Linked DNA regions of Homo sapiens: region 1 is linked to region 2. A link is a loop called in an ENCODE intact Hi-C map of the cell type or tissue named here. Cell type or tissue: GM12878. All regions are shown on one strand. Links, peaks and the distances in the headings refer to the core of each region. The heading gives the core; the rest is flanking DNA.

What was found. Peaks named below come from ENCODE experiments on the same cell type or tissue, not always from the same donor. Only the 100,000 strongest peaks of a DNase experiment are listed, where the experiment ranks them.
Region 1: a loop joins it to region 2, with 4 times the contacts of the local background. A loop is called at or near these places in 1 of 110 quality-filtered maps.

The regions. Positions count from the first base shown.
Region 1 is chr3:175,479,639-175,496,529 of GRCh38, forward strand. The region is part of intron 9 of NAALADL2 (N-acetylated alpha-linked acidic dipeptidase like 2); the gene reads left to right. Among named protein-coding and RNA genes, the nearest start is that of MIR4789, 120 kb to the left of the region's middle. In GM12878, for the core only: no CTCF peak of the experiment used is centred there; DNase peaks (open chromatin) are centred at 6,833 and 9,957; H3K27ac peaks cover 339 bases.
Region 2 is chr3:175,265,420-175,282,310 of GRCh38, forward strand. The region is part of intron 4 of NAALADL2 (N-acetylated alpha-linked acidic dipeptidase like 2); the gene reads left to right. NAALADL2-AS2 (NAALADL2 antisense RNA 2) reads right to left here and starts at 5,677. Exons shown (of 3, transcript NR_046713.1): 1 at 5,638-5,677. In GM12878, for the core only: no CTCF peak of the experiment used is centred there; a DNase peak (open chromatin) is centred at 8,832; H3K4me3 peaks cover 3,041 bases; H3K27ac peaks cover 4,218 bases.

The DNA.
Region 1 (16,891 bases), core at 3,632-11,631, 210 kb after region 2:
ACAACTCTATATACAGTGCTGATAAGGCTTGAAGGCACTGATTACTCCTTCCCTTTGATCTGGAATTTCACCTGCAAATTTATAGCCTTAAGTGTCTTATAACCTGACATGAATCTCTCCATAGTTACTACTACTAACTGTATTTTTAGTTGCAAAATTATAATTTTAAGGTGAGAATTATGAAATAAATTGAGCAGCAGAACATTAAGCTATTTTAATCCTGAAAAAACAGTTCTCCTAAGGGCCATGGATAGTAATTTTATGTATGTCTTCAAGGTTTACAGAAACAATTTCAATTCAGCCTAAGGAAGAATTCTCAGATAGGAAGAATTACCTTCAGGTGCTCAAACACTGCACTGATGTAGGGAAGAGGAAGTGAATATTTTTATGGATGACTGCTTTAGTCAACATTTATTTATAAAGTAATTCATTCATAAATTCATCTTTTATTTGTGTTTGTTTGTTTAGCTTTTATAATATATAAAAGAGCCTATAATTTATTTCTAGGTGCCTCTGGTTTCTAGGCTAAGAGCTTTCATATTTATAGTTTATCTATATTGTGCCTTAACAAATTCTGGCTCTAAATCTACAAGCCATATACGATAAACATTGGTGGAATACAAGAAACCATGAAAATTTTAGGTCTAGTGTTAATGTTTACAACTCTTTTCTGAGACTGTATAACCACATAAACATAGCGCATTGTTGTAGACATATATCAATGGCAACCATCTCATCCACAAGCAACTCTAACTCATTTGTCTTCTGTAATCAATGGTAACTCCAGAAGGAGTTTAAGATGGCAGTAGCCTGGATTGAAATAGACATGATGTAGTGAGGTTTAGGGAGAAAAATCTGTTTTAGAATCATAGCATCAAAAGTAGTATTCTATTCCACAGCACCCTTTTTCAAGTAAAGTAATCCAGAATTATTTACTTTGAAATTTCAGAATCTAAATGAAAGGTATTAATTTATCAATTATGTTTTACATAAAGTTGTCAACCTTGAAATAAAATAGTTTTTTCTGGCTTTATACAGACTTCTAAAATATTAATCAGATTTCAGTAATATTCAGTAGGTAATCATAGGATCCAAAAATAATAAGGTATTGTACAATCCCTAAATAAGGTGGGCTGCTGCTCTAGTTTGATAAAGATTCACAAGGGTGATTGACATTTTCACTTTAACCTAGAATTTAAATAAAAGAACTATGTATATTAGAAAATAGCTCCTTGAGAACTAACATAGCTCCTTTTATTATCTTATCCTGCTCTTTGTAAAAAGTGTATAAACTATACATGGGCAAAAAGAAAAACATAATTCGTCACCTATAATTTTACTATCCAGAGAGAAACACTGAGAACATTTTTTCTTTGTGTAATGCATGCAGATTATGTCGTTACCTAAAGGGAAATGCGATCTGTAATTTTTTCCTTTTAAAATACTATAAGTAGCTGCTATTTTTTAAAAAAGCAGTATTATCATTGGTACATAAGTGAATGTAGATGAACAATATATGGGAATTCATTGTAATATACTTACAACTCTTTTGTAGGTTTGAATTGTTTTTGAAAATAAAAATGGCCAATTAATGTATGTGTATTATTATATAGCTATATTGCCTTTACTAACCAATTCATTTTCTTTAACATTTATATACATTTCAAAGATTTCTTTGTCATTACTAACAATGCCACTGTGTGTGTGTGTGTGTGTGTGTGTGTGTGTATATAGCTGTGTCTACATACTCTTTTCCCTTTTCAATTAGGAAGCTTGGGGAACAAAAAGCTACTGCTTCAAAATGCTGACTCTAGGACCACAGCACCATAAATTGATAGGTATTTGGAGCAACTTCACTCGTGCTGGTGTAAAATGGCGCCATCCCTTGAAAAAATGGTTTGACTATTTTTTATAAAGACAAACATATATCAGTCATATTACTCAACAGTCACAAGTCTAGGTATTTATCCAAGAGAAATGAAAATACATTATACAACAACATACACAAGCATGTTCAGGACAGCTTTATTCATAATAGCCCAAACAACCTAAATGTCTATCAGGAGGAAAACAGATAAATTGTCCCGTGGTTTACTCATATAATGAAATACTACCTAGCAATAAAAAAGAATAGTCTATTGGCAGATACAGCATCATGGGTTAATTGCAAAACCTTGTGACTTGCAAAAGAATCTAGACACAGAACTATATATTATACAATTACATTTATGAAAAGTCCTAGAACTAACCTACGGTAAAAGAAATCGGTATTTACTTCTGGATTGGAGTGCCATTAGATATAAACTTTAATACATGTATATTCAGTGTATCTCCAGAAAAAAATTCATCTTTCAAAAGTTCCAACTCATGCCTAGAGACACAAAAACTTATCATTGCACTGAGGCGAAGCTTACAGTACTATTGGGAAAAAAAATATTAAAAGTTATTCACTTTTCAATAAGAAAAAAATTGGAGAAACTAAAATATACTTATCTAAGGGATACATATTAGCCAACATCCAGAAAAATCTCAGCATGAATGTTAAAGTAATCATTAGATTCTAAGTCTGCTAAAATTACTATAATTTTATATTCAGTGAATTCTTCAGTTTGCACAGGGGGCTCCTTAAATCTGAAGTTTTCAAGAGGCTGCTGTTGACTATTAAATTTCCAATGACCAAGTGTATCTCAAAAGATAAAACCACATAAATTGTTAGCTTCAAATATGGAACCGTAGACTGCAGATGTAGAGATTATTTCATCAAAAGCTTTTTAAGTAACTAAAGCCTTGGTTTATGGTGCGGTCTTTTAATCTGTCAGTGTCTTTAAAAGCATTTATTATTACAATATAACTTCCAGCTCCCTTTGAGAAAATCTTTCATCATGACGTGTAAGTTATCATTTGTATATGTTCAGAAATATCTTCTCAAAAGATCTTCTCATCATGTTCACAATTCACACAGATTTCTAAAAAATAGTTTTTCATACAGACCCATTGCTTCATTAAAAGTAGTTAATTCATGTCTATGTTTTCTCTAACCTACTAATTTTGTTGAGATTATCTCTCCCTTTCAGCTTACAAAATAATAGTAAATTTAGGACACATTAATACTCTATCTGGATAATATTCTGATATTGGTCTGGAAAATTTATGAGGGAAGGATAGTAGAAATTTAACATAATCTTTTGAGATTAACACTTGATACTCTTACTTATTTTCTGGACATTTAGTAATTTCCTTAAACTTTTTACTAGATGTGGGGAATTAACTTTTGTTTGTAAGTGTCCTATCTGCTCATTCCAACAACGTCTTTTGGACAGGAACACCTGTTAGTTGAGTCCACTTCATTCAAATAAACATACCTGTTCCTTAAAATAAACATACCTGAATAAAAGGTCTGAATTTCACAAATGCACAAAATCACTACTTGAGAAATAAACCTACCTAGGGTGTGATACTAATTTAGCAAAACTTTTATATATCAAATTGCTGTGTTATATATAATAACATATATTTTCAACCTCTGTATCCTAATAATTGCATCTTATTCTATTAAAGATATATACAGGAAGTTTATGGAGATATGTTGGAGGAAAAAAGAGTCATTAAGTCTTTAGAAAGCATGCACATAGTAAGCTATGTGCCAGGCATAAAACAGATTTAATTGCAATTGACTTTACTTTTTGGCTTTTTTTTTTTTTTTAACTTTCCTTTTCTCCTTTTCCTGACCCTTTAAACATCTTTTTTCCTGACTTCTTTGCTAATATTTTTTTCTTATTTTTCTATTTATTTTTCTTCCTTTCAAGGTACTTATCAAGTGCTTGTACCTAATATGTCTCCTAATCTATCATTTAATTTTTTTCCACTTCTATTAATATTTTTTTTGTAACTGAATTTGACCTCAAGTCAGCCATGCTCAGGGCTAGAACTTCAATAATGTTTGGTTTTCATAGTCATCTCAAGGGAATGCATTTGGTGTTCAGGACTAGGTTGCAGAGGACCGTTGACTCAAACACAGATGTCCCATGTTAAAAGCAATGGGCTACTGGTTACTGGTTTGGGTAAGAAATTAATTGAATGTGTGCTTGGGTGATTAAAAGTCTCAGCATTGGGTACTGAAAGCAGTGCAGACATTTCACTGAGAAGAATAGAAGGGAAAATAAGTATTAGTTTGACGCAAACGTAATTGCTGGTTTTGCCATTACTAATATTTAGTGAGCATGTGCACCCCAGGTCCTGTACTAAATACATCTTTATATATTATTGATTATTATATTGTTTTCTGGAAGCAGGCTAACCTCACATTTTTTAAGCAGCTAGTCCTGGAAGCAGAGTAAAGTTATGACCAACTGAATCTCTTAGTCAAACAGATAACTAAAGAGCAACACAGTTTAGTAGAAGGACCACTTCAAAGTCAAATACTTTATTTGGGCAAGGGCTGAAATTATAAGAAAAACCATACAGATAAATACCATTTACCATGAATAGTGTACCCAGGTGTACCAAAAGTAAAATGTTTCCTCTTACTTTGAAAGTTTATCTGTTAGGAAAACACATTTAGAAAAAAATGTATTAGTTACATTTATAATATATACATATTTGTTAAAACAGTTCACGGTTTATTTGAGCAGCATTATAATCAGTATTTTCAAATCACTGAAAATATCTGTTTTTGAAAGTATCTCTTAAAAGAAATAATTATTTGCGAATGCTATGTAAGTAACATAAATCATGTTTACAAGATACCTTTTAATCATTATAAAATTGCTGTCAACATAGTTAAAATGCCACTGTATGGATATTGTATGTTTCAAACTAAGTATGCTATATAGTCATTTACTGTTGCCATTAATTCTAAGAAAATAACATAAGTCAACTCACTTTCTTTAATAAAGAAAATAAATTATGTTTTAATAATGTCAAAATCATTCTTAAAATACTATAGTAGGGAAGCATTTTATAATGTACCCAGTAAAATATGTACAGGGATATATGTCATTTCACAGACATTTTGTTTATATAAATTGATTTAGTGTTGATTAGACTTGAGGCTAATGAGGCCAAGACTTGCTAAAAGCTGTAGTTAACGACTGCATTATCGATAGCAAATTACATTGGTTAAATTAGCAACCTTACCCAGGAGCATGAACACTTGATCTTTTTTTCTTTGCTTTTTTGTCACATGGAAACAAGAAGTGAAAGCTTGACTATGTGTTTCTCTGTTAAGACAACAGAACTGTTACTTGCTGTTCTTATCAGTGTGCTCTTTGCCTGTGTACACTAGTTTTTAGTGGAAGTATAGCTGCCAGTTGCCTTAATACTTCCTGGGCTTTCCCAACTGTATTGGTTAAGAATGGGTAACAGTAAGAATGCAGGGATCACAAGATTTGTATATGAATGTATATCTAGAAAAAGTGATCCTGGTTTAACAATGTATTGGCTTTGTAATACCTTGACTATTGCTTAACCTCTCTTAGCTTCAGTTTTGTTTCATCTTTCTATAAAATAGGAACAATAATACTCATGTTGTTGCTATGTACTGAATGTTTGTGTTTCCACAAAATTCAAATGTTAAAACCTGATTCCTCAATGTGATGGTGTTTGGAAGTGGGACTTTTGGGAGGTAATTAGCTCATGATGGTGATGCTCACATAATGGGGTCAGAGTCTGAATTAGGTAGGATTCTCCACAGCGACAAAACTAATAGGATATACATATATAGGAAAGGGAGTTTATTAAGGAGAATTCACTCACACGATCACAAGGTATTAGTCCCACAATAGGCTGTCCGTAAGCTGAAGAGCAAGGAAGCCAGTAGTGGCTCAGTGGGAGTCCCAAAACCTCAAAAGTAGGGGAGCTAACCATGCAGCCTTCAGTCTGTGGCTGCAGGTCTGAGAGCCTCTGGAAAACCACTGGTCTAAGTCCAAGAGTCCAAAAGCCACAGAACCTGGAACCTGATGTTCAATGGCAGGAATCATCCAGCAGGGGAGAAAGATGAAGGCTGGAAGACTCAGCAAGTTAGCTTTTCCACCTTCATCTTCCTGCTTTTTCTAGCTACGCTGACAGCCACTGGATGGTGCCCATCCAGATTAAGGCTGGGTCTGGCTCTCCCAGTCCACTGACTCAAATGTTAATCTCCTTTGGCAACACCCTCACAGACACACCCAGAAACAATACTTTGCATCCTTCAATGCAATCATGTTGACACTTAATATTAACCGTCACAGAGCTCTTAGAAGAAGAGACAGGAAAGAACTTGCTTTTCCTCTTTGTTCTCTGCCATGTGAGGATACAATGAAGTGACAGCTATCTGTGGACCAGGAGATGGGCTGACAACAAAACTCTAACCATGTTGGCACCCTGATTTCAGAGTTCCAGCCTTTCAGAACTGTGAGAAATACACATTGGTTGCTCAATCTGCCCAGTTTATGGTATTCTATTATAGCAGCCTGAACTGACTAAGACACTTGTCTTACCTACTTCAAAAAGTTGTTCTGAAAATCAAGAGATTTTGTCAAAAGCAAGTTTAAATATTGCAAAACATATAAACCTTATTTTTCCACTGCAAGACTACATCATATCTGAAGTACAGTCAAAAGGGAATAACATATTACCTTTATCCTGCTCCTCAAAACAGAGTGCAAGTATCCTAGACTTCCCAAATCTCTTTTTCTGGGACGGGACAGGCTAAAAAGAAGGCTCACCTCTAGGACTCATGGAGTCTAATCCTCACTACGTAGTCTCTAGTTCCACTTCCCTTCACTGAAGCTCGTCTCTTAGTGACTCAAAGGACGTTTGTTACCCAGTTAGCATTTCTCTCTCTATTCCTTCAGCAATTTTGGCTTCACCAATGATAAATTTTGTGTTTTGAAACTCCACATTCATACTTCTGACTTCTGTTTTTCGTCATCTTCAGGCTGTGTGTGAACTTACACCCCCAAATCTCTGGAGCTATCATTCTTAAATAGCTTCACAAAGAGAGAGGCCCCACTCGCTCTCTAGAATGAAACTTTTTAAATGTGGCAAAATTTCTCTTGGAGGCTGATTTAGAAACGATATGAGTGCCATAACACAGATTACTATATGAAATGTTTTTTTTTCTTTTCAGTCTTCTGTGCGATATCAGGCACCTTAACTCTCACTCAGTTGTTTAGGACAAAGACCTTGGAGACCTCTTTCACTCCTCTCTTTATCTCATACCACTTGTACATTTCAGTGGGAAGTCCTATTGGCTCTCTGTCAGCCTACAGCCAGGATGCAACTGTATCTTGCCACCTTCTCTCCCTCCACTCTTATCCCATCTAAGATGATTTCAGTAGCCTTTTAACCACTTTCCTCCCCTTTGCCCCATACAACCCATTCTCAGCAAAGTAGCCAGTTATCCTTGAAGACTTAAGTCAGATCATTCTGTGCCCTTTCTCTCATTTCACTTAGAGTAAAAGCCAAAGTCCTTATAATGGCCGGAGAGGCCCTGCAAAACCTGGCCTTCTTACTTGACTGACCCTATCTACTACTCTCCCCTTTGCTCACTCTGTTGCCATTGTGATTTTTCACAGCGAGACCCACCTCATCTACCTTCTGTAATTTGCAATCCCCACTGCACCCAAGCACTACCAAATCCCTTACCCTGTACTATCATAGCACGTATAATATTCTATGTAATCTACTTATTGACTGTTTCTGTCAGTCCCTCCTTCTAGGATGTAAAGCACAGGAGGACACTGAGGCATAGTTGTCTGTTTTGTACTCTGATGTATTCCTGAAACCTAAATGTGTATCTGGTACTTAGTGGGTTCTAAAGTAATTATTCTACAAATGAACATAATTTATTTGCCCATCCAAAGCACTATCCATGAACTAAGAGCAGATTTCTGTGTTTCTTCCTCCAGGAACCTTAGTTCCAGGTTTGATGATTAGTCCTCAGTATATCCACAGAGCTCTTATATGAAGAGAATTCTTCCTCTTCTAACACACATAATAACCTATGAAGATATTAAATATTTTGCCCCTTTCTGGAGTCCAATCCACATATCATTATAAGTTTTCAGAATTATTAGTACAATGTCTTCTTAAATAAATGCAAACAGTGTCTGAACAACTTAATGTAAAGATACATTGTAGTAGAAAAATTTACTTGGAAGACTGTGTGTATGTAGCAGAAAATGTGTCTAATCCAGATATGGTAAGTAACTTCTTGACAAGGCATAGGATGTCTGCCATTCCCAGGTTTGCTAGAAATGCATGTTTTTAAATTATTTCCTTTACTGTATATCTATCAAAGAACTATGTAGTCTGGGAAAGACTGGCACCAATTTAAGTAAGGGGATTAATAGGCCAAAACAAAGCAAACACTACTGAAATGGAAATGCCAAGAGGAAAAGTGACATGATAAAGCTGACATTATTGAAATGGAAAACAGTGTAGAGTTTAATAGCATGAATAGCTGAGATATTCTCTTGTCAGAAAAAACATTGCCCTTCATTGAAATACTTCAACTTTTGTTTAATTCTACATCAAAGATGTTTCTTTGAATGTTTGACATAATTAGTAATTTCTCTTGTTATTCTTTCAAAAGAAATTGAACAAAGATTGTGGGCACACATAATATGAGTTAGAGGACAAGCACGAATTAGTTTGAAGACCTAGACCTTTATTTACTCTAGTGTTGAGTCTAGCTATAATCTAGAACATGTAGACAATATGATGACCAACAAGCATTCTATTACTTGACTAAAATTTGTGGGATATGTTAAGCATTACTCAGAAATAATTTCTATGCCAGCTTTTCCATTTGTCTGGTGTGTAGGTGCTGGGATGTGTGTGTGCACACATACGTGCACATTCATCTATGTGTAAATTAAAACATTCATTAAATGTGATTTTTCTTAAATTTGAATTTTTAAAGTTTCTCTCAAAACCAACAAGTTAATGAGTAATAAAGTGTTTTCCCCCCTCACATGTTCTAATTTTACTTTCAAGTAGATCTGAGGTTAGAGAAACTGAACTGATTGTGAGATTAAATGTTTACCTTTGAGATTGTGCTAAGGCCATACTTCACATGCCTGCTCCATAGAATTCCATTTTTCTACTGATAAGTTATTGGAAAAGGATGCAATAAAACATAAATTTTATGAAAACGTGTTTGTACTTAGACCAGAATCCCTTCCAGGACATCCCCGGCTTGACTAGAAGAGGCTGGAAGATTTAGTCATGTAGAATAACACTATCACTGGTTATAAGCCAGATATATAATAAAAAGCCAATCTGAATAGCTGGTGACAGTGGTTATTGGCATGAGCATGAAATGGCTGATGGATTTCCCTGTGGATGGCAGCCATGGCAGCAGTTGCTGGGGCTTAACAGACCAGGATTTCATCTTAACATCCAGAAATAAAATAAAAACTGCTATTGAGGAAGAATGAAAAATTACGTTTATCAAAGTGATTGCTTTTGTGGATAAGTATTTACGCTGACCCTAAAACTTCAAATAAAACTAAGGGTAGCATAAAAAGATATTACACAAATATTTAGAAAAATATATTAAAGGAATATTTTGACAAGGCAATTAAGTAATACTATTATATTAAAAAAAATTCACACCTATGATCTCAAAGAAGAATGGGTTATAGTTAGGGAAGCATAATGAAAATCAAGCAACATATTTTATTATTTTATATTTGGTTGCATGGATTGATTAATTAAAAATAGTTAAATTGGTATATGGTGTTCATAGCCATGTATAGAATGAAGCCTGTTCTCATTACCCATATTCCAGAATATTAGAAAGGGGAGGAAATGCCACGGCAAACAAATAAGGCAGATGTTTCCTCAAGTCATTCTGATTCAAAAGAGAAAGACCTAAGTTGTTAGCATATGAAATTTTAAAAGCTTGACAATTCTAGATAAAACTTTTCAGTTCTGGATCACTGATCTGAAACCAACAGATGTCATGTCATAAGAAAGTAAAACTCATTACCATAGTGTCTTATGTGAAATAGGGTAATTCTCAGTTATTTTCCCAAGAGTAGAAATGACCATGCATGCTATTAATTTTTAGAAGTAAGCTAAGTTTGCAATTTGTTGAGTGAAAACAATTAAGTTAGATGGGATACACAGTCTTCTACTCCTTGTAGAAGAGACTTCTTTTGAGTCTTCTACTCCAAAACCAAATATACTCTCATTTTAAAAATAAAGCATTATTCCTTATGAAACTACTGTAAGTAGAAGTAATAGTCTCTACATTAGTATATGACAATCGACATTTTTGCTTTTAATCTACTCCCTTTCTTTTAGGAAAGTAACACCTAGATTTTTCTTGGTACCCATACCCTCCTCCGTTTTTAGCCAGATGATATGGGTAGATTGTCCTGACCCTCACTTCTAAAGGTGGGTCCTACTTGACTTAATCATCGCGGCCCATCTCTCTGTCAACAATGATCAGTTCATGGATGGACACATTACAAAAACAGAGCCAATGAGGTAGTGAGATGTTGACTGCCTTTCAGGAAATAGGAGTTTTTCTGTTTCCTTTGAGAGTGCTGGGAAAGATAGCCCTTCTTTGCTGTAATGGTGTGAAGATAGGTCAGAGAGACAGAGAGGTATTAAGTCCTTGATGATAACCTTTAAGTTGCTAGATCAATTCTTGCCCACTTTAGAGTTTCTATTAAGAAAGTAATGAATTCTCTTTATTGTTTTAATGAATCTTTTTCCTCGCTTAAAACATAAGTATCTATTTGTTTTTTTGTTGTTGTTGTTTGTTTGTTTTTGAGACAGAGTCTCACTCTGTCACCCTGGCTGGAGTGCAGTGGCAGGATCTCAGCTCACTGCAAGCTCTGCCTCCCGGGTTCACACCATTCTCCTGCCTCAGCCTCCCGAGTAGCTGGGACTACAGGCACCCGCCACCACGCCTGGCTAGTTTTTTTTTTTTTTTGTATTTTTACTAGAGACATGGTTTCACCGTGTTAGCCAGGATGGTCTTGATCTCCTGACCTCGTGATCTGCCAGTCTCGGCCTCCCAAAGTGCTGGGATTACAGGCGTGAGCCACCGCGCCGGACCATAAGTAACTATTTGTATGGAAAGTACCATCAGAAGCAGGATGGTAGCAATAATAGACCCTAAATGTGGGAGTGGATGAATTGGAAAGTTACAACGAAAGAAAATGGAGATCCCCTCTTCCCCACCAAACAGGGAGGTAGGCAATCCGTGGAACATCATAGCCAAATAGCTGGGTTAATTATTACCTTATAGTTAGGAATTCAAACCAAGACTATGCACTTGAGGTACGAGATTTTAGAAAATTTTAGAATGTTGATATATAATGACTATATCTTATAGCCTTCAAATAAGGTTACTTTGAACAATTGAACACAAGGATGGATAGAGACTTTTTTTAAAACATTTAAATTCCTTTCCAGCAGCAGCATTCAGATAAGTCTGTCCAAGCTCTAAGAACATTCAATGGCTGCCACTTCCAACACCCCAGAGCTGCAACATTTCTTTCTTTTTTTTTTTCTGTCAGGAAATATTTTATTGTCCTATAAAATAGTATTTTATTGTCCTATAAATATAATAAAATAAATATTATTTTATTGTCCTATAAATATAATACAATAAATATTATTTTATTGTTCTATAAAATATTATTGTCCAATTGTTTATTGACTTGAATTTTTTTGTTTTCATTGGATTTTATTTATATTGAATCTATAGTAAATTTTGTCTCCCCACTTTTCAATCTGTGTATTTGTCTTCTGTGCTTATCTAAAGCTTCTTAATAGTTTGTCTTTTGAGTATGCCTTTATGTGTTTTAAATTTTTATATAGTTGAGCTTTTAAACTTTTGCTATTGTTAAGAGACTAACTTTGGGATTAAGTTTGTCACAGCTGAAAGTTTAAAAATCATTCCCGATATATGTTTCTAGTTATTTACTGTTTCATTTATATGAAATTTGATTTTTGAAGAATAGAATTATTTTCCACATTGTTATACTTATTAGTTGTGGACAAGGCACACTGAAATGTACTACACTATAAAATATCCTTATGGAACAAGACTTTCTAACTGGTAGGCCATGCCACCCTGCCACGCTACACATGAGGATTACCTGAGAGGCTATAGAGAGCTTGCAGCTGTCAGCACCTACAATCTATCTCCATCTGTGGGCATACACCAACATTTATAGCAATGATACAAATGTTATCAGTTTTTGTGTGCCATAAAATGGAAAAAAGACTGAGAATCACCTTTTACTAAAATTATGATCGGAATAATTTGCAAATGAAACTCAAAAAAAGACTCAGAAAAAATACTTTTGATATTTTCTGACCTCAGCAAGGTTATCCATTGCTTAGAATGGGTCCACCATGCAAGGTCATAATTGAACCTCTGGGTAAAGCTCTGTAGCAGTTACAAAAGTACAAATATCAGACTTACAAATTGTTCAATACAGGCATATAATAAGAATTTTTTCAAAAGAATTTCCACGGTAAAATGTTCTTTTTAGTTTTGACATGAGAAAATGCTGCCTCTTAATGTGGAATAATACTGTTTATCTCTTACAGTTGAACTCTACATCAAAAGTTTTTCCTTCCACAACTCCTTTTAGTTCAGCATGATTGGACTCAATTGCTGCTCATTCTTTAGTGTATGGAGTAGTCAATCAGGCAGCTCTGAAAAGTGCTGAAATGAAGCCCTTGAAGTTGAATTTGAGGCTTTGAGAGACAGGATACTTTTCATCTGCATTCCCACTTTTATCATTGTCCTTAAAGTATCTTAGAAAGAAAGACATTAAGATATATGGAGTATAAAATGCTAATCAGGTAAGATGATAAGTGCCATTCAAAGGGAGAGATGAAACCCACATAATGGATCTTGATTATGAATATCTGATAGTTGTGCCAACAACTAGTGCCTTTGGCAGGGAAACAGTACCCGGAGCGAAGCCTGTACCCATTTTTCCATGACAATTCCAAGCATTAATAGATCGTTCACATTCATTTAACCCATTATGTAATTCACATACAAGTGAATTACTAAAGCACACACATATTCATATACAAATGTAAATTATATGTGTTCATCTATACGTAAACATCTGTATAGGTATATACATATACAGCTGTGTAAATATTATTCCACTAATTTTAAATAACACCTTTAGAAATAATTACTGGATGATAAGAAAACCATCTAGTCCCCTTTATTTTCATAACTACGTGACTGATATCTAGAACATATGGCTCTTTCTTCCATTAAAAACATCTTCTAGCTCTTTTCACCATTAAGCGTGTTATAAATATGCTTTTATTTACCTGGAAAATAGGTTCATGATACATTTTTAAAGTGAAAAATTATGTTTATAACAGATATTTATGTGTACATATGTTAATGTGCATAACTTATGTACACATATCTTTCTGTATATTTATATTCATATAAATATGTATGTATTTATACATACGTATACACACATATAAATGTTGATAACTAAATGCTGAATGCACTTAAATGATAACAGTGGGGTCATGGAGTTTTTGATGGTTTTCTTCTTATTTCACACTTTCCTCTATTTTCTGAATTTGATAGTAAGCACATTAATTTTATCATCAGAAAATATAATAAATCTTTTTATTTGAGAAAGGAATATGAAGAGCCACTCTTTCTAGCAACCTCGCGTTTGTATAATTTGGATTTACCTTCTCTTGAAAACAAGACTGAAGTTGTCAAAACTGTAGTAAAATAGGGATCATCCAATGCTATAAAAATGTGCTCCCCTCTTAAGGAAACATAATAGGTAAAACATTCATCTCTTACACATGTTAACTATTTACTGCTCAAGTTAATCCAAGCTCAATTCTCATATTACACCAGCTCACCGGAAAGCAACATAAGTTAATCATTTAACTTTGCCCTGCACAATATTTCTTGTACAAAACTTCAGTTGACATTATGCCTGTGAAAACTGCATATTTTAACCAAAAGACAGCTCAAGGCAACTTAACTTTGGTCTGTGTAGCATTTCCCTTACCAAACATTATTATCTATGTCTTTTCCCAAGGGTCGATGTCTATAATAGTCACCGGTATAACAAATGCAACTGTTTTTTCAATCTGCTAGTACAAGTATTGTCATTATGTTGTTTTGCATTTCTTTTTGGATGCCTTATTAAAAACTATTGTCGGAACTCTTAAATAATAGACATACACATACACACAGTGAAAGCTGTACTATCTGTGGAGTCTTCTTATTTCCCTAGGAGCTGGGAAGCTCAGATACCAGTTTGAGAACTAAGTAGGATTAGCTTGGATGTATTGGTGTAATTTCATCCTCTCTATCTTGTTTGTAACATACAAGGCTTAAAAAATGTTGTCTCATGTTAAAAATATTACATACTTCTTGTATACAAATTTTAAAATGAAGAGAAACATGCAAAAAATATAATTGTTTATAAGCTCACCATTTTGGAAATTATACTGTGAGTTTTATCTCAATGTATATTTATTTATATGTATATTTTGCTTCTCATAAACCTTTTACATACTATATATAAACAACCTGATTTTTACTTAATATATTAACTATTTTCCCATGTTATTAATTAATATTCTATAATTTGTGATGTCTACATATTTTGAAGCATTTAAACCATTTTAATTTTTCTGTTACAATATGGTGATAAACATGCATGCATACAGAAGCATTTCTAGCAATTAGAATCCCAGAGTAACAATGTCTGTTTATTTTTAGGAATTTAACACTATGGGAATCTTTAAAATAAACCTGTAGCTTCAGGAGATCAAGGAAATTATACATTCCCTGTCTGACTCGAGTTCCTAGGGAGACTTACAAACTTTCAACAGCTCTGAGATCACTCATAAGCTGGAAATGAATGGAAGGTCAGTTTCTTCAGTTCTAGTTACCAGTATCATCTCAGAGTATAGCATAAGTTCAGTATATTCCGACTCTCCAGAATCCATGCTTTTTCGTTATGAAAAAGCACAGGAAAACTGTTCTACACTGATGTGACTAATACCCACAGGTACCGATTTCCAATCGGTACCTAGGACACGTCTTTAAATACTATGGACCTATCGTCTGCTGTCCCTTACCATCGGGTATCGCAGGCCTTCATACATATATGTGTGCTTTTTTCTCACTGTAGTATTTTGAAGATTTTAAGTACAATATCTTTTTAGTTGGTCTGTCTTTTCCAGAGCAAGAGGCTTTTGATATGCAATGCATATTGTGACTAGAAATCTATAACTGACTTCTCCAAATTCCTTATTTTTTCAAGATTTGCAGTATTTTCTCTCCTGAAATATTCTATTGTCCTGCTTCAGTCTGGAACAATTGCTTACTAAGACTGTTGCACAGTTATCATCCTGGGATTTCTCATTGCTGCTCTTCTGTTTTGGACCATCTGTATAAGCAATCCCATATATATATATATATATATTTTTTTTTAATTTTAGATTATTTCTAGATCATGCTGGAGCACATCAAAGAGTAGCTTCCAAAGTATGCAAATATCATATATTTATTGAATTCTTAAGTGTCCAAACATCTTTAATTTTGCTCCTACCTGTGATTATTAATTTGATTTCATATATAATCTTGGTTGAAAATTATGTTCTGTCAGAATTTTTTGTCATAGGTCTGGTAATATTTTTATTTGTTCAACTTAAGATAAGGCTCACTCCATCCTGCACTATGCCTGATGTTGATGAATGCCAAGTCATTGTACTATGTCCAATTCATTCAGAGAAGAACCTCTGCATGAAACGGGGACTAAGAGTAGCAGAGGTGTTAACTCTTCATGTTTAGACTTTCAACTTACTTCTAGGTTGATGCAAAAGTAATTGCGGTTTTTGCAATTACTTTTGCACCAACCTAATCTTTTCTGAATCATGTTTCACTTTCTTCCTGTGCTGTCAGGGGGCCTTCAAGTTCTGAGGCTGTCTTGAACTTCTGCTTAGTGAATTGAATCTCTTTGCTTGTACCCTCTGCACACACTTTATCGTCATTTCCTTACCCCAGATGAATCATTTACCACTTACTTCCCCATGTTCTATCTCTTCTATTGATGCCTCTTCTCTTCTCCTCTGTGTTTTTGAGAGTCTATAATTGTTTATATTCTACTCTTTTCTTTTTATTTTAATTGTGTCTAAGGAGGAAGGTTAATCACAAATGTGATTAACCTGCCATTTTTTTTTAGAAAACGGTTTTATGTTACTTTCAGTCACCCAAACATTTCATCCAGTGTGCTAGTTAATAGCTGCTCCTAGATTTTACTTCTTCCAATTATATATTTTATTTATGACTCGACAACTTCTTTACATGATGTAACCTAATTCATCCCTCCATTTATTCAAGTGCCATCTACTCTAATGTGACAAAACATGTCTGACACCCATTTGTACCTGTGGCAGACATATTTATACTTGGAAGCCTGTGTCACAGTCATTAATATGAGATAATGCAAATAGTAAGTAAATTTAAATATTAAAACAAGATACAATGTATTTAGATCACAAAATAAGTAGATGCCAGTAAAATTCACACCAGAATTCACAGTTTGTCTGAGATTACAGGTTAAATGTCTTTTGTAATTATAGTTTGTTGAGATTTCAGCAACTTTAAGACTTGTATTATATTTTGCTATTGTTTGTGATTTATCATGTCTTTTAATTTATATTCTATTATATCTTTAAAAGTTAGACAATTTATGTTTATCTTTTTTATTTTAAAAAAATAAATTTTCTCTACCCATATATTTTATATATTATCATTTATATAAAATTATTATTTCAATCAACAAATTAACTTCATCTCCTGGCAAACCAGATGCACACCAATTTCATATTTGGATTCTTTCACTTCATAATGTATTTA
Region 2 (16,891 bases), core at 3,977-11,976:
TAAAAGAATTAACTTGAGGTCTAATTATTAGTCACTATATATATGGCTCTAAGTTCTCGCTCATTTTCTCTTTTTGTCTGACTGTCTCTTGATAAATATTGCTTAATTATTATTACTATCTTGCTTAAGAACACATTGCTAAGGAGCATTAGGCAGCAGTTTGAATTTTACTATCTGTTACTATAAAATATGTGGAGGCAGAATTAAATTACTTTTGGAAGGAAACATTATTGGAAATTTAATATCTGTTTGGGAAAAAAATACTTCTCCCTAAAACTTTTGTAATTAAAATTATAACTGCCCAACGTATATGGTTTTGAAATCAATCAATGTCTTATTTTTATAACAAATTAGCCTGTAATAAGCTATAAAAACTTAAATCTATACAAACAGAAAATATTTTCAATTGAACTTTGAAAACAATATGCACTCAATAAAATATTATTTTAATAAGTAACTGCTAATATATGTTAATTTATTATCCTCATGAATATTCATTAAATTGCTTTTTAACTGAAAATATATATTTGCTGTATTTATGCAAACACTATTGGGTTTATAGATCATATATATTATAGTTAAGAATAAAGCTTTTGTAGTTTTAATATCGAGCAGTTAAAAAAAGCCTTTATATTGCAGGTAAAAAAGGTACTTCTTATTTACTAGATTTGCATTTCAAAATTTCATTAAGTCTATGTAATTTTATTTTGTATATTTTCTCTCATATTGCATTTTAGAATACACCCGGTAATCTCATTTATTTTAAATATCTTATGAATTTTCCTAAATTAATATATTCATAGTTACTTGAATATTATAACCATCTAACATCTTAATTATTTAAATATTTTAATCATCTAATATTTAAATTTAAACATACAACACAAAATTTTAATCAATATTGGAATAATTTTACATTTTAAATCAATTTTTTATTAAAAAATTAGGAAAGGTCAGATTATATAATCTAGAAATATACATAGTACAATAGAAGACTTAAATTTTGCCTAATATTCATAATTAAGGAAGAACCACCAGAAAATCCTTTAGATAAAGTTATATTTATTCTTCAAGATTTAGTTCTAATTTCCCTTTTGTTTCAATCTAAATCTCATTACTTTGTTAGCTTGTTAAAATGACTATTCCCTACCATTCAGTGAAGAGCTAGTGTGCTTGGGCTTCATAAGTAGATAAAATACTCCTATTAAACTCCTTTTATAATTCTTATACAAAGATAATTTTCAGGAAGTTGTAGGGTAAATTTCGTCATATATAAACATGAGTCATAGAATGAAATTCAGAAATAACTCTTATAGTTCCAACAAGCCATGCTTGCCTAACATTTTTCCAATACCCACATTAATGATTGTCTTAATATAACTTCTTTGTTTATAATAATAATAGCATATCAATAATTAAATAATAGTACAACCTGGTGAAGGTATTATGGATATTAAAACACCTGTGATATAATCCAATATTGTATTCCTGTTCTGTTAAAAAGGACAATTTTGATACTTTGCTTTGTCTTACATTTTGGCTATTATCAAACCTTATGATTGGTTTTATAAATTTTAAAAGTTCAAAGCTTTCTTAGCTTTAGAGTAAAACTAGTAAAAAAAAAAAAGTGTGCTAATTGATCAATTAAAATTCAATTGGCCCTTCTTCCAATTATACTATTAATATAACAGGCAGGCAAGCATTGTTGTAGCTATTTCAAATCTTTCCTTACTGAGAAGTTTTCTGTGACTTCTACAGAAGGTTATAGGCAAAACATATATAAAAGTATTTTCCTTGTGGTTTTAAGAAAATCTTATTATGAATCACTAAATACGTAGGATTTTTCCTTTGTTTTGAGTGGCTTTATAAATTGTGTGCTCTAATTGATTATAAAACATGTAGCTCCAATCCAGTTTAAAAATAAGGAACACACCCTAATAAGGCAAATGCTTAGTTGTACCCAATTAAGTAATTTATTTTTTTTACCTCTGCATTCAGCTTTATAAAAACCCTCTGTTCACATTGCTAACTCAGAGCTCCCCAAACCTTCTTCAGTTTTGAGTAATGCCTGACTCATAGATCCTTTTATGCTCAAATAAACTCTGTTAAATTTATTTTGTCTAAAGTTTTTCTTTTTAAAAAGACAGTTTATATCAGGATAATACTAATTTAGTATGCTTCACATTGGAAAATGGGTGAGAATATAATATCTGGGGTGATGGGAGTGGGGGCAAAAAGAGGTACCTAGAGACATTCTTTACAGTTCTGACATGAGTGGTCTTCATGTGTACATTTGCATCACGTGTACATGAGAGGTCTCCCTGTCCACATTTGTTTATACTTAAAATGAATTTCCAACCTCACATCCCATGAGTAGAGAATCTGAACAATTATATGGGATTTGAGTCCCAGCTCTACTATTTAATTGCTGTAAGTCAGTGGTCAAACTTTTTAAACATTCTAAGACTTCATTTTGTCCTTGTAAAACCAGTGTAATGATAGTGTTGTCTTCATATCACCTAGCCTTTAGTAAATGCTCAATAAACATTTATTATATTGTTATTGTTTTGTAACCATGGTAAGGAACAGTTCCTACTTTCACTGAAGGTGTTTTAAAACATAGTTACTTGAATAATACAGGCATGCATCACTTAACAAAGGGGATACATTCTCAGAAATGCCTCATTAGATGATTTCGTTGTTGTTGTTGGTGTTGTGCTGGTATCATGGAGTGTACTTAGACAAACTTAGATGGTGTAGCCTACTGCGTATCTAGTCTATAAGGTATAGCCTATTGCTCCCAGAATACAGATATTGCCATGCTGAATACTGCAGGCAATTATAATGTAGTAGTAAGTATTTGTGTATCTAAACATCTCTAAACATAGAAAAAGTACAGTAAAAATATGATATAAGAGACAAAAACTGGTATACCTGTATAGGGCACTTAGCGTCAGTAGAGCTTGCAGGACTGGAAGTTGCTCTAGGTGTCAGTGAGTGAGTGGTGGGTGAATGTGAAGGCCTAGGACCTTATTAAACACTACTGTAGACTTTATAAACACTTTACAATTAGACTACAGTATATTTGTTTACAAATATTTTTCTTTTTAATAATAAATTAATCTTATGTTACTATAGCTTTTTTACTTTATGAACTTTTTACTTTTTTAAACTGTTCAACTCTTGTAATTAACACTTAGCTTAAAACGCATTGCACACCTGACAAAAATATTTTTGTTTATATCCTTGTTCTATAGAAGTCCTTTTCTATTTTTAAAATTTTATTTATTGTTTTATTTTTTAAACTTTTTGGTTAAAAACTAAGAAACACAGACACTTTAGCCAAGGCCTACACAGGGTCTGGATCAGTATCACTGTCTTCCACCTCCATGTCTTGTCCCACTGGAAGTTTTTCAGGGACAGTAACATGCATGGAGCTGTCATCTCCTATGATAACAATACCTTCTTCTGAAATGCCTCCTGAAAGATCTGACTTGAGGTTGTTTTACAGTTAACTATTTAATTTTTTTTTTTTTTTTGAGACGGTCTCCCTCTGTCACCCAGGCTGAAATGCAGTGGCATGATCTCAGCTCACTACAACCTCTGTCTCCCAGGTTCAAGCGATCCTCTTGCCTCAGCCTCCCAAGTAGCTAGGATTACAGATGTGTGCCACCATGCCTGACTAATATTTGTATTTTCAGTAGAGACGGGATTTCACCATGTTGACCGGGCTGGTCTTGAACTCCTAGCCTCAAGTGATCCATTCCCCTCAGCCTCCCAAAATGCTGAGATTACAGGTGTGAGCCACAGCACCTGACCAAAATTTATTTTATATATAAGTAGGAGAAGTACACTCTAAAATAGCAAAAATATACATAGTATAGTAAATACACAAACCACTAATATAGTTGATTATTATCAAGTGTGTACATAATTGCATGTGCTATACTTTTATACAATTGGCAGGGCAGTAAGTTTGTTGACAGCAGCATCACCACAAACATGTAAGTAATATGTTGCACTACAACGTTAGGACACTCTGATGTCACTTGCTGATAGGAAAATTTCAGCTCCGTTATAATCTTACGTGACCGCTGTTGTGTACGGGATCATTCCTTGACCAAAATGACCTGTGCGGAGCCACGACTTTGTCTGTATGACGCTAGTTTACTTTCAGATACACACTCTCAGGTAAACACTCCTTATCTTCCTAAAAATTCCTGTATAAGTAGGATGGTCACTGCTGTATGGTAAGTAACTGCTTCTCAGGGAGTTTGAATGTCTTATCCAATGTTGTACATTTATTTTTCAGAGAGCTAGTGCTGTTATTCCAAACCTAGGGCTCTTTATGATCCTCGCAGTTTGTTTATTTATTTGTGTTTATGAATAAATATTTAAGATAGCTTCTCTCAGTATTAGCACCATTGTGCCTTCAATCATGGTTCTTTACTACCAAACAAATATGTTTTCAGATTACTTTCACATGGTTCAGAATGAGAGAGATACACAGAGAAAGATAAAGGAAATGTAAGAAAATTAATAACTGGTGAAGTCAGGTAATAAATATGTGAGAATTTATCATACTATATTTTTCATTTCTATTAAAATCCTTAAAATAAAAATTTTCAAAATAAATAAATGTGGGGGGAAAAGCAGCCAGGATTCCCAACAACTGCCTGAAAATGCCTCTAACCATTTTAGCATTAATTTAGCTTATTTGCTTCCCCCATGGGAGCTGATTGAGTGGTTACAATACATGCTTTCAATTTGGACAAGATTTCTCATTTATGTGGAGAGTGTTTCAGTCCACTTCTGCCCTTAGTCAATCAAGCATACTAATCAGAGGATTCAGACTCACCAATTTAGCTGTCCAAAGCCCAACTTGACTTAAGGGGTGAAAAATATCACTTGATATTCTCCCTGCAGAGTATGGTAAAAATCAACTAGTAGGTTGGATATGGTCATTACGGTTAAATCACTCTTCATCCAAACTGACTGATTTTTTATATTTTTATCAGATTACTGACAGCCAGGGAGACATAGCCTCAGGCACCTAAACAAAAGAATGCTGAATGTGAATTGCTGTTGAATTTGTTCCCAACCAGAGTGCTGGTGAAACCACAGGGCAATTGTATATCGGAGCTCATTTATTATGAGCAAAGAGTTCTCATTAACTTCTCCGGGAAAATGTTGCCATTAAATCTTATCTTGAATGAGAAGAATTTGTAACTTGAAAATGTTTATGAATATTTCATAAGAATCGTCTTAGGGTGCGTGCTTGTGTGTGATAGCCTGGCAAAGGTTGACAGATATGTGGAATACTGTAATGACTTGATGGATGCATATGGAATGTTTAATGGAAAAAGTGAAAAGTGCCTGCTGGGCCTCTGTAAACCTCTTCCAGTATAGTACTGATTTTACTGTGCTGTCAACAAAATCCTCACAAAAAGAAATAGTTTGTGAGTAAATGAATTGAAAATGACAGGATTATTTTATTGCACTAAATAGGCCTATAAGAAATATGTTTGGGATTAAGGGTTAGTTTTTCATTCTGTATTTATTTTTATTAAAACACATTTTAAAAATTCATATATGTATAAAGGAGTTCTTAATGAATAGGCATGCACATTTACTTACTGCTTTGATGTCTCAAAATCCCTGAGGAATTTCACCAAGTTTCACAGTAACAGGGGGATATGAGTAGTTTGGCAATAGAGCAGCAAAGTCTATGAGAATCATAAGGATATCAAAGAAGAAAACAAAAGTTACTGATTTAATCTTAGAGAAAGAAAAAGATATACAAAAGTGGAAAAATAATTTTTTCCCAAGCATTGTTTATTGGTAGATTATCAAGTTTGGTTTGGTTTGCTCTATTTTAAAATGATAGAATAAATTTAGAAATAGATTTAAAAAAAATTGATGGATTAGGAAAACGTGAATTATTTAATTGAGAGTTTTTAAATCTGTTACAAAAAAAGCCTGAGAAGAAAGTCAAGCACAGTCTTCATGCACATGAAAGAGTATTTGTGGGTTATAAAATTAGGACCTTTTCCAATTTTTGCAAAAGTTAAAGCTATAAAATAGGCACTTAGGCCGGTGTGGTGGCTCACATCTGTAATCCCAGCACTTTGGCAGGCCGAGGTGGGTGGATCACCTGAGGTCAGGAGCTCGAGACCAGCCTGGCCAAGATGGTGAAACCCCATTTCTACTAAAAATACAAAAATTCGCCGGGTGTGGTGGCGCACGCCTGTAATCCCAGCTACTCAGGAGGCTGAGACAGGGCAATCATTTGAACAAGGGGGGAGGCAGAGGTTGCAGTGAGCCGAGGTCGTGCCACTGCACTCCTGCCTGGGTGACAGAGTGAGACTTCGTCTCAAAGTAAATTAAATTAAATTAAAAAGCCGCCACTTAAATTGTGCAAAGTATATTAAGATTACCCATAAATAATCTTATAAAATAAGACTGATTAAATACTGGAAAAACTTCCAAAGATGGCTGTCCCTGTCTGTTTTTAGAAATTCTAGAATATCTAATGAATTATATAATATTTCCTGATTCCTTTTAAAATTAATTAGGTATATTTAGTATATGTTGCATACTAGCCATCCACCCTTCTCTTTAGATCACGTTAGCCCCTGGTAAGAAGAAAACTTCCAAACAAAAAGTAAGAAGCCCAGAACGTTACCACATATTAGTGATGGTTTTGTGACCTAAGAGACTAAGGAGTTTGTCATTTTTAGACATCGATGGACTAATTCAATTCATTCCAGTAAGAGAGAAGATGTTAGACATTTTCATTTAACTTATGGCAAATTCTATACTTTTTAAAAAATCTGCTCCAGAAATGCATCTGTCTAACAAGCATCTTTATTTAAAAGAAACAAAGAAAATTTTGTTGGTATTTTGTTAAGAAAATGAGTTTATCATATTAAACTCCCAAGAAAATTATGTGAAGTGAGTATTATTCTTTATTTTAAAAATGAGGACTGTGTAGGTCTCAAGGAATCTTTGTGACAGAGTTAAGATTAATTGGTTTAGTGGAACTGATTACCATAGACCCTGATTTCTGTTAATAGCCATGTTTATCATCTTAATGTGAAATTTGCTTTAAGCAATTTATTCAATCACACAAATGTATGATGCATTGAACCGGCTACATTTGACATCAGATAAATATTGAGGTTTGAGAGGCTCACTTATGCTATAATATGTCACCCCAGGTACAGCCCTCTCTATCCCACAAAATAGTTTAAATTATTATTTTTTAATGTAGACAATAAATTTGAAAAGATTTGAAAATCATATAATATACTTCCCATTTCTCATATCAAATGAGATAATTCTGGGTCTACAAAAACCTGAAGCTGTAGGTTATTTAATCTGTTATCTTGGGTTATTTATCTGACTTAAGGTAAGGAACCTGATATTTTACTTTTAAGTATAACCTTTTCTAATAGAAGGGAAAATCAAAGATTAAAATAGTTGTAGCAAAAATAAATATAATTATGGCAATATAGCAATAACATATTAATGGCAATAATAACATGCAGATAAACTACAAATCAAGATAAAAGGAACAAAATCCGATTTATATTTAATCTTGAGTATTTTTCATTGATGTACTAAATATTTAGTCCATTTAAAATCAAGTTTATGTAATTTTAGAGTCCTATTTAATTATTTTAATATATGTTTCATTTCTAATTGCAAAACATTAGGTTTCATGGAAGCAACATTATTTATAATTTGCCTCTAGGTTTATGAATATATATGAACATGAATGCTTATTGTAGGTTGCAATATAAGTGTTTCATAGAATGCTGCAGTTGTTTGTGTATTTATGTTCTCTTACAATTTATCTCCACACATATGCCTACAGACATGACAAATTGACCTTCCTTATTCACCAGATATTAATTTGGTAGCATATTTGCAAGTAACCAAGGCAATTTATCTTTCTACAAGTATTTCATTTTAAAGTGTTCTATTATAATGAAAATATCTTATTCTGAACCAATACCAAGGATTTTTCAATTGCTACTCTAGGTTACCTTCCATGTTAGTATCTTCCATTCTTCATTCATTTAGTAAAGATTACCAACAGAGTTTATGTATTATACGTTCTTAAATTTAATACTAGAAATTAAATACTTAAATACTTTAATTCTTCGATTTTAAGATAATAAAAAGGTAAAACTTGCAAAAATCAAATTGTTGTTTAAGGAAATAGAAAAAAAATGACAATTTATTCTCTTTTAACCCTAACGTAAGAGTATTTCATAAAGAATATGTGTGTGCATGTGTGTGTGTGTGCGTGTGTGTGTGTGTGTTAAATTATATTTTAACCACATTTTGTTTTAGATATACATCTATTATGGATAAATAGGTGGTTTTTATTATTTTCTCCTTTTTGCATTTTGGTTTATTCAAAGTAACTTACAAAAGAACATGCATTGCTGTTACAGTTTTTAAATTTTTTAACAAATTAAAATCGTTAAGTTTCTTAAATAAGAGACATTTCTTTGTTTTTTTTCAATGTTTTAAGTAAACTGTTTTTTGATTAATGCAGTTAAGTAGAAATGTTTCACAAAATATGAATAATAGCATATAATTTTGTATTAATCTGTTCTCATACTGCTAATAAAGAATAGGCTGGGTAATTTATTTATAAAAGGGGTTTAATTGACTCACTGTTCCACGTGGCTGGGGAGGCCTCACAATCAAGGCAGATGGCGAAGGGGAAGCAAGACACGTCTTTGTGGCAGCAGGCAAGAAGGTGTGTGCAGGGGAACTGCCCTTTTATAGAACAGTCAGATCTCATGAGACTTATTCATTATCATGAGAACAGCATGGGAAAATCCCACGTCCATGATACAGTTACCTCCCAAGGGCTTCCTCCCACGACACGTGGGGATTATTACAATTCAAGGTGAGATTTGAACAAACCATATCACATTACAACAAAAAACTACCTGACAGTAAAATAAATACATATTACATAGACAGTCTTTTACATTTCAAACTTTAATGTCAGTCAACTATTCAGCAGCTAAATAGTCAAATTTCAAAACATTAGTGAGCTATGTGCACTTCTTTATTTTGTTTTAACATGCCCCAGTTTGCTTCTTCCTTTCAGAATGCTCAGCCTATCAGAATTAACCAGTGAGAAAAGGGAACCTAGTGCTCAATGGCTTGGGCTCTGGAGTCAGTCATTTTGGGTCTTTAATCATTGCTCAACCTATGACCTTAAGAAAATTACTTCACCTACAAGTTCATTTATTCCTTTGTAAAATTAATATAATAATATTTTCCACAAAGTGTTCAGTTAGTGAATTGAAGGTGAGCTACCTCTTCAAGATAACAGAAGCCCTTTGTCTCAAGCAAGGGTAGGTGAACTGGGCCCATATTTTTTACATATTTAGAGTTATATTTTCATTTTATTGACATAGTTATTCTTTTCCTGCTCTTGAAGATATTTCACAAAAAGGCGTTATTCCCTTAATTGAGAAAAAAACTTGTCAGGAAGACAAATACTACAAAGTAAACACTCATGAATTCTAAGAGGTATAATGTGAAACACCAGCTATTTCTGACTCATTATTTCACCTTATTATCTGAATTGTTCTTCAGTGCTCAGGTACTTTTTACTGACTAAAGTTAACTCTGAATTTTGGTGGTAGTAAAGATATGTTGGCACTGTAGAAGTTTTTCTAGTATCATGAGATAGCCAGAGTACAATGGGGGGTAGAAATAAAATGTGAAAATCAAAGGCCCATTCCAATTTTATTTAAATAGATATTTGCCCATTAAAGACATACAAAAAGTAAACCCAGACAATTTCTAAGAATGTCCATCCTAATAGCTTGATAAAGAATATATATTCATATAGAATAAGTGACTTTCTTAATGTTTTTAGGATTTCTTAATGTTTTTAGGATGATCTTAAGATTCTTAAAAATTAATCAAGACTTTTTTTTCTTACATATTTTCAGAAAACTAAAATCTCACATGGCCTTTTCATTTATACACATCTGGACCATTTTATGTAGTTGGGCGGGCCATGCAGTTTGTATCTTATGGGGCAACATTCACAACATAGACATCAGAAATTTGTGTATTTTTAACAACCATTTACAGGCAGATGGCAGTAAACTGTCTCCTTGTAACAAAATGACTGTATTATGACAAATTTTAGCCAGATGGAAGTCAAGTGTCTTGAGGACACTTGTCTTATATGTACCTCTTGCCCATATGGTGTCTTTATGCATATTAGTAAGAGCTCAAAATTTAACCAATATAAAATGTTGACATTTTCTAACCCTAAAATGCAAAGAACAAATAGGGTAATGCATGAAAACTCTAAGTACTATCTATACCCAGGCATCCAACAAAAAATTAGTACTCATTTTATTATTATTAATATAATAATTATAATAAGTTTAAGCTTTATAATAATGATAGTAAGAAAACTCCTAAAACTATTTCCTTTTCTAAAATTCATGACCGTAACCTTATTAACCACCAGAAGTTACACCACCATGGCACTTTCATCATATAAATCATTTTAATGTTTTTTCTTCAGTCATAAACAATAAATTTCTACAAAACTATAGCCACATGAAAAAATGGCCTTATTTTTAATAAAAATTATACCCTAATGAAAATATTAACATTTATTAAAAAATTTCTATAAGCTAAGTATACATAAGAACATCATGAAGTAAAAAAAAAATTATGATAAAGTACTTTTCATCTATTATTTAAACAGAATTAATCAATCCATTTCCAAGTTTATTCAACTCTGAAGGTCGCCATTTCTCTTTGTGGTACAATTAAAAAATAATTCTTGCCCTAAAAAGGTTTTTGTCGCTTTGCAAATTTTTTTTTTTTTTTTTTTTTGAGACGAAGCCTCGCTCTGCTGCTAGACTGGAGTGCAGCAGCGTGATCTCAGCTCACTGCAACCTCCACCTCCCAGGTTCAAACGATTCTCTTGCCTGCCTCAGCCTCCCAAGTAGCTGGGACTACAGGCATGTGCCACCACGCCTGGCTAGTTTTTTGTATTTTTACTAGAGACTGGGTTTCACCATATTAACCAGGATGGTCTCGATTTCCTGACCTTATGATCTGCCCACCTCGGCCTCCCAAAGTGCTGGGATTACAGGCGTGAGCCACCACACCCAGCCTGCAAATGTATTTCTAACCCCATAGCTTTCAGCAGCTTATGGCAAGAAAGTAATTTTCACAAGTCATGTGAAAATCACTAAGCAGAAGTGAAAACCTTTCAAATTATACTACTACCTTTATAATTGTAGTACATAGAAATAGAATGGTAAATATATACATTCTTATTTATTTTTTAAATTTTCTTCAAGATGAGATCCATTTCTTTCATTTTTCAATCTTAATAGTGCAATCAAACTAATTTGACTAATCCCATTATTCCCCAACTCACTTCACCTCACCACCTAATCCCATTCTCAATTCCAGAGGCACAAAAATATGCTAACTATTAACAGCTGGACTTAATTCTAGTCAAGAGATGTTGTCAACGTCCTTATGGCAACTCCTAGCAAAAAACACTGATAATTGAACAAAATAAAACTTACAATATGCTCACTCAGAGGCCAAGAGTATAGACATGTTGACGCCAATATATTTTAATATATTTATTAAATTGTCAGGGTTTACTTTTTGTATGTCTTTAATAGACAAATATATGTTTAAATAAAATTGGAATTGGCCTTTGATTTTCACATTTTATTTCTAGCCCCATTGCACTCTGGCTATGTTATGATACTAGAAAAACTTCTACAGTGCCAACATATCTTTACTACCCATATACGGGTACCACATACTAAAATTTTTGTTTGTTAAGATTTTAGCTCTGTTGTGTCAACAAGTGCTCATGTTTTGACTAACGTATCTGATAACGAGCAATAAACTGTATCATGAGATTATCATCAATACTTAGTTCCTAATTTATTCATTTTTGTCTTCCTGAAAGCTGTAAGGTAATGGTAATGCTGTGGATCTAAAAACCAATACGGGACAGTGAAGGACTGTGACCAATCTATTAATGTAGTTCAATGGCCAAACATCCAGAGATACCAGTGTCTTCATCTAGTAGTCTTTTATTTTCCAGTATAACCTTCATCCAACAACCAAATTTATCTTTTCTTAACATAAACCTTATTGTGTCAACCCATACTTAAAACTCTTCAATGGATTTTTTTCATCAGTAGACCATTTGGTCTTTACTGATCATAAAGACCAAAATGCTTAGAATTATTTATGAATCCTTAAATAATCTGAGATTGCATAATTCATCTTGTATAACTTCACTTCTTAGCTGCTAAAAGATACCATTTACCCTCCTATCTCAGGACATTTATCATTCTAGTTTACTTGTATCTTTCTTCTCTTCTTTTACTACTCAAATTCTGTGCTAACTACAGATCACTTACTGTTACTTTCTTAGACAATGCTTCCCTGATCCCACAGAATATTTCAAGCCTCCTGCATAAATGCTGCATAGTCCCCTTTTCCTTAATAAATATCTCAGTTTATAATTTAATGCATTTGTGTAGTCTCAGCTACTCGGGAGGCTGAGGCAGGAGAATGGCGTGAACCTGGGAGGCGGAGCTTGCAGTGAGCCGAGATCGCGCCACCGCACTCCAGCCTGGGCGACAAAGCGAGACTCCGTCTCAATAATAATAATAATAATAATTTAGTGCATTTGTGTGATATTATTTGGTATATGAATTCCCTACTACATGATAAATTCATAAAGGAAGAGGTGTTGTTCATTGTTCTCCACTATTATATCTTCAGCTCTTAGCACCATGCAGTCCTTGATACACAGTAGGAGTGTCTCAAAAATTATATGTTAAATGAGTTAATAACAATGGATGCATCTAGTTGCATCTAGTTAATATACCAGAGAGAACTACCAAACCTAACTTCTATTTTCCACTCTAAAACTGCTTCCTATTTGTTCACTGAGTACCTGCGTCTAACCATGTTATTTGAAGTTCAAAAGAACAAGAGGAATCTTAGCCAGTGTATGATTAGGCAAACACTCACCATAGTGATTTTAAAATTAGAAATTTTTCCATGGTGTGTCAACTTTTTGGATGATTTGCAGCCCTTTATTTTTCCTTTTTTGCTTTTAAAGTGTTCCTTATAAAAAGTTCTTTTCTGGTGAGAAAGTGACTTTGGACTCTACCAGTTGGCATACTTATGTGATATGATTTAAATGCATTCCTTTCCACAAACCTATTTTTAAGGTAGGTAGCATTATGTTCACTGTGCAGGTCGATAAACTGAGGGAGGGCCTCAGTGGTTAATTATATTGCAAACGCACTGTTTAATAAGTGGCAGAACTTAGAGAGTTGGAATCCAGGACTTGAAAATGCATGCTTTTTCTTATTCCAAGTTGTAGTGATTCCATCTATGTATCCAGGGAAACTTATGAAATATTTGTCTGTAGGACTATCATCTTACAATGCAACTTCCCTAAAAGTTAGATTATATTTTTGTTGTGCTATTTGGTGTAATAGGTCTACATTCTAGATGAAGTGAGCATACGGTTTTTTCTCTTGCAAAAGTTCACTTTGTGTATCCTTCATTTCAGAAGAGTTTATTTTCAAGCATGTGCAAATCTACCAGAGCAATTAGAGCTGTATTTTGTTCAAAGAAGTAGATGGATCACCAGACTTACTCCCTACAAGTAATGCGCCTGACAGTGACAAGTCAGATGCAAAAGGAACTCTCAATCTTGGATTCATTTTATATGGGACCCTAGGGCAAGTGGGTATTTAATCTGGACTAACTGAAGACATTTATCCTTATCGTTGCCAAGGTACTTATTGAAATTACTAAAATATTCTAGCAACGGCTCTAGGAAAAGAAAACCTGTCCTACCATCTGAAAGGATTTACTGCTCATGATTCTGCCTGAAAGATAAACCACCTTAATGTGGATTTTAATGACAGTTTTCATTTTGGATTCACATGTAGAGTGCTGATGCTTTTGGTTGAAAATATACCTTTAATTAAAAACATGAGGTTTTTTTTTTAAAAAAATCTCCATTTGGTCTAAAACACATAGTAAATCTGTAGCTTGAATTTTATTCTAGGCATAAAATCATATGTTATGTCTCTTTAAAACCACATACTTTAATTCCTAGTTCAAACCATCTGGGCTTTTTTTATGGCAGTAGATATTACATACTATTTTATTTCTTCCTGAAATTTGAAGCAGGAAGAATGATCTAGAGTGATAATGTCAGGAAGGCCAGCATGATTTTTAAAAATTGGTTCTGAATTTTCCAACAATCGCTGAATAAGATCCTCTGCATAGTGTGTGAGTGTGTGTGTGTGTGTGTGTGTGTGTGTGTGTGTATTATTAATAAAGATGTAAACTGCAGGCTGCACTGAAGAAAAATATATGGGTATGGGAATTATTCACTGAATAGATAAGCACTTCCCTAGAATTTTAGAAGCAAAAATGCCATGCAAATTTATGTTAAGAAATTGTGTGAATAGGATTTTCTCTTTTCTTTCTTGATGGAATAAATAAACTGGAAAGTTGTCTTTTCCTTTCACTCCACTTTAAAAAAAAAAACAGTTTTAAATATACCCTTGGATTTAGAGAAGATCCTGGGAAACAGCACCCACATTCATCTGTTTATTTCTTGGTAGGCATCTGATCTTCCTGGAACTGAAAAGATAAGGAATTTCTGTTTCTTCTTGCCATTCCACTAGCTAGCCAAGTTTCTATTCTTTCTAGTTCTTCAATTTTATATCGATTTCCTTTTTCTCAATGTAATCATTTCCTCCATTTACACCTTTGATTTAAATGTTTCCTAGTTTTTTAAAATAAAGTCTATTTTGAAAAGACCAAGGAGAAGGCAGTTTACTGCCCCTCCTTCCCTTACCAAAATCCTTAAAACCATTAAAGATTTTATCAAGAAATTAATATACTCATAAAAAAGGTTTAATGTTGTTAGTTTGTGATTAACCTCCTCAACTACATTATACATTCGTAGTAAACTGTGTTGGGAAGAAATCCTATTGCACCCTGCTAGGACATAATGAGAGAATAAGATTAGGCAGGTTGTTGCATCTCAGCAAAAGCTATTGGAGATGCTGCTTGAAGTACATATTGTTACCACTGAATAATTATGATCACTTGCTTCGGAATCTTCCTATGAGATGGAAAAATAACCTGTGTTTAAGAGACTCAAATTTTTCTTTCCTGTTCCTGATAGGCTTAAACACATTCTGCCACATGAACAAACAGTGTATAATCAAAGCTTAGCAAAGTACACAGGAGGCCCTTCAGAAATGTTGGCTGAAACAATGAATAGATGTCTGTTCCCCTCCAAACAGGGAGTTTTGAATCATTTTTGTTGACTTGTTTGACCATTTTTAATCTTTTTATCCTGATGCTACATCAGCGTATAAGTTTAAATGAAAATAAGCAATTTTAATCTGTTTTCTTTACATTGATGAAGAAAAATGTCTCTCCATTAGCTCTGGGAGCTCTGGGCCCACACCAACCCTCTTCCATTAGAATCTGCATTTTAATAAGTTCCCCAGGTCATTGATGTGTACATTAACATTTGAGGTGCAGTGAATCTCAGTTTTGTTTTTCTTTTGAATTTATATAATACTAAAATAATTAAAACTTAAAAAAAATATATATATATATAAATGGATTGGTAATTGTCACTTATTTAAATTAACTCAATACATTTAGTTATTTTTTAGAACTTCTTTTCTAAGACTATCTTCCGTCCATAATCCTGGCTTTATAAACCAATTTTAAATAATTTTACATGGTATATATTTTTGTGTTACTTTCCTTAGAAAATTCTTAAAACTTTTTATTGCCAGTTAAGGTTTAATTGCCTCTTATAGTAATATTTTCCATGTATAAGATTCTTAAAGTAAGCCATTAACTCTCTCACTTTTTCATATCATTCGTTTAGATAATAGGCTAAAACACCTTTGCAATGTGTGTATTTTTATGTTTATCACTTTATCCAAATTTATTGATCAATTTGATAAACCTCACATTTTAAAAAATATTAAAACCGATTTTCAGTAAGACAGTATATATACATGCTCAAACTCTTTTGTGTATCTGTACCAGTGAGTTATTTTCAAGTTGAACACCTATATGCTTTAGAAGCCTCCAACATTATCAGACTTCACATGAATACATTACATAATGTATGCGATTAAATTTTTTTCTAGAATTTGAGTTTTCAGATTCCTTCAAGAAGGCTTCATTTATACTTGTGAATATTTCAATATTGTTTATACAAGTATCTTATGAATATTTCAATTTTGTTTATACAAAGAATATTTTTCTACTCTTGTTTCCCAAATATTTTCTATTTCATTTCCCATCTGGAATGCTCAACTTCTTCTCTGTCACTTAACAAAATACTTTATGAGTTATTTTAAGATTCACTTCTTAAGACTTCCCTATTTAAGCTGACTTGGATCTTTTATTTAAAATTCAACTGTTCTCATGTTTTGTTATTATTTCACACATATTATTTGCATCTCTACATGATGAATTAATATAGGGATCATGTTTTATACTTCACCAAAATTAAGGAATGATTAGTTACCTAAAATTCTCCTTAAAATATTTTATGATTGAATTATTTTATAATAAATACTACCAGATAGTAAAAATTTAATGTTTTACAAATGAATAAATAAATGAAAAGACTGAAACAGTTTTTTCTATACTTCACTAATTAGAAAGCCCTAAAACCTGACTTATGTATCTACAATTAACCCAAATCAATATGTGATGATTATAGCATGAGTGGGGTTACTAGACAATTATCCTTTACTGTTCTGTTACTTGA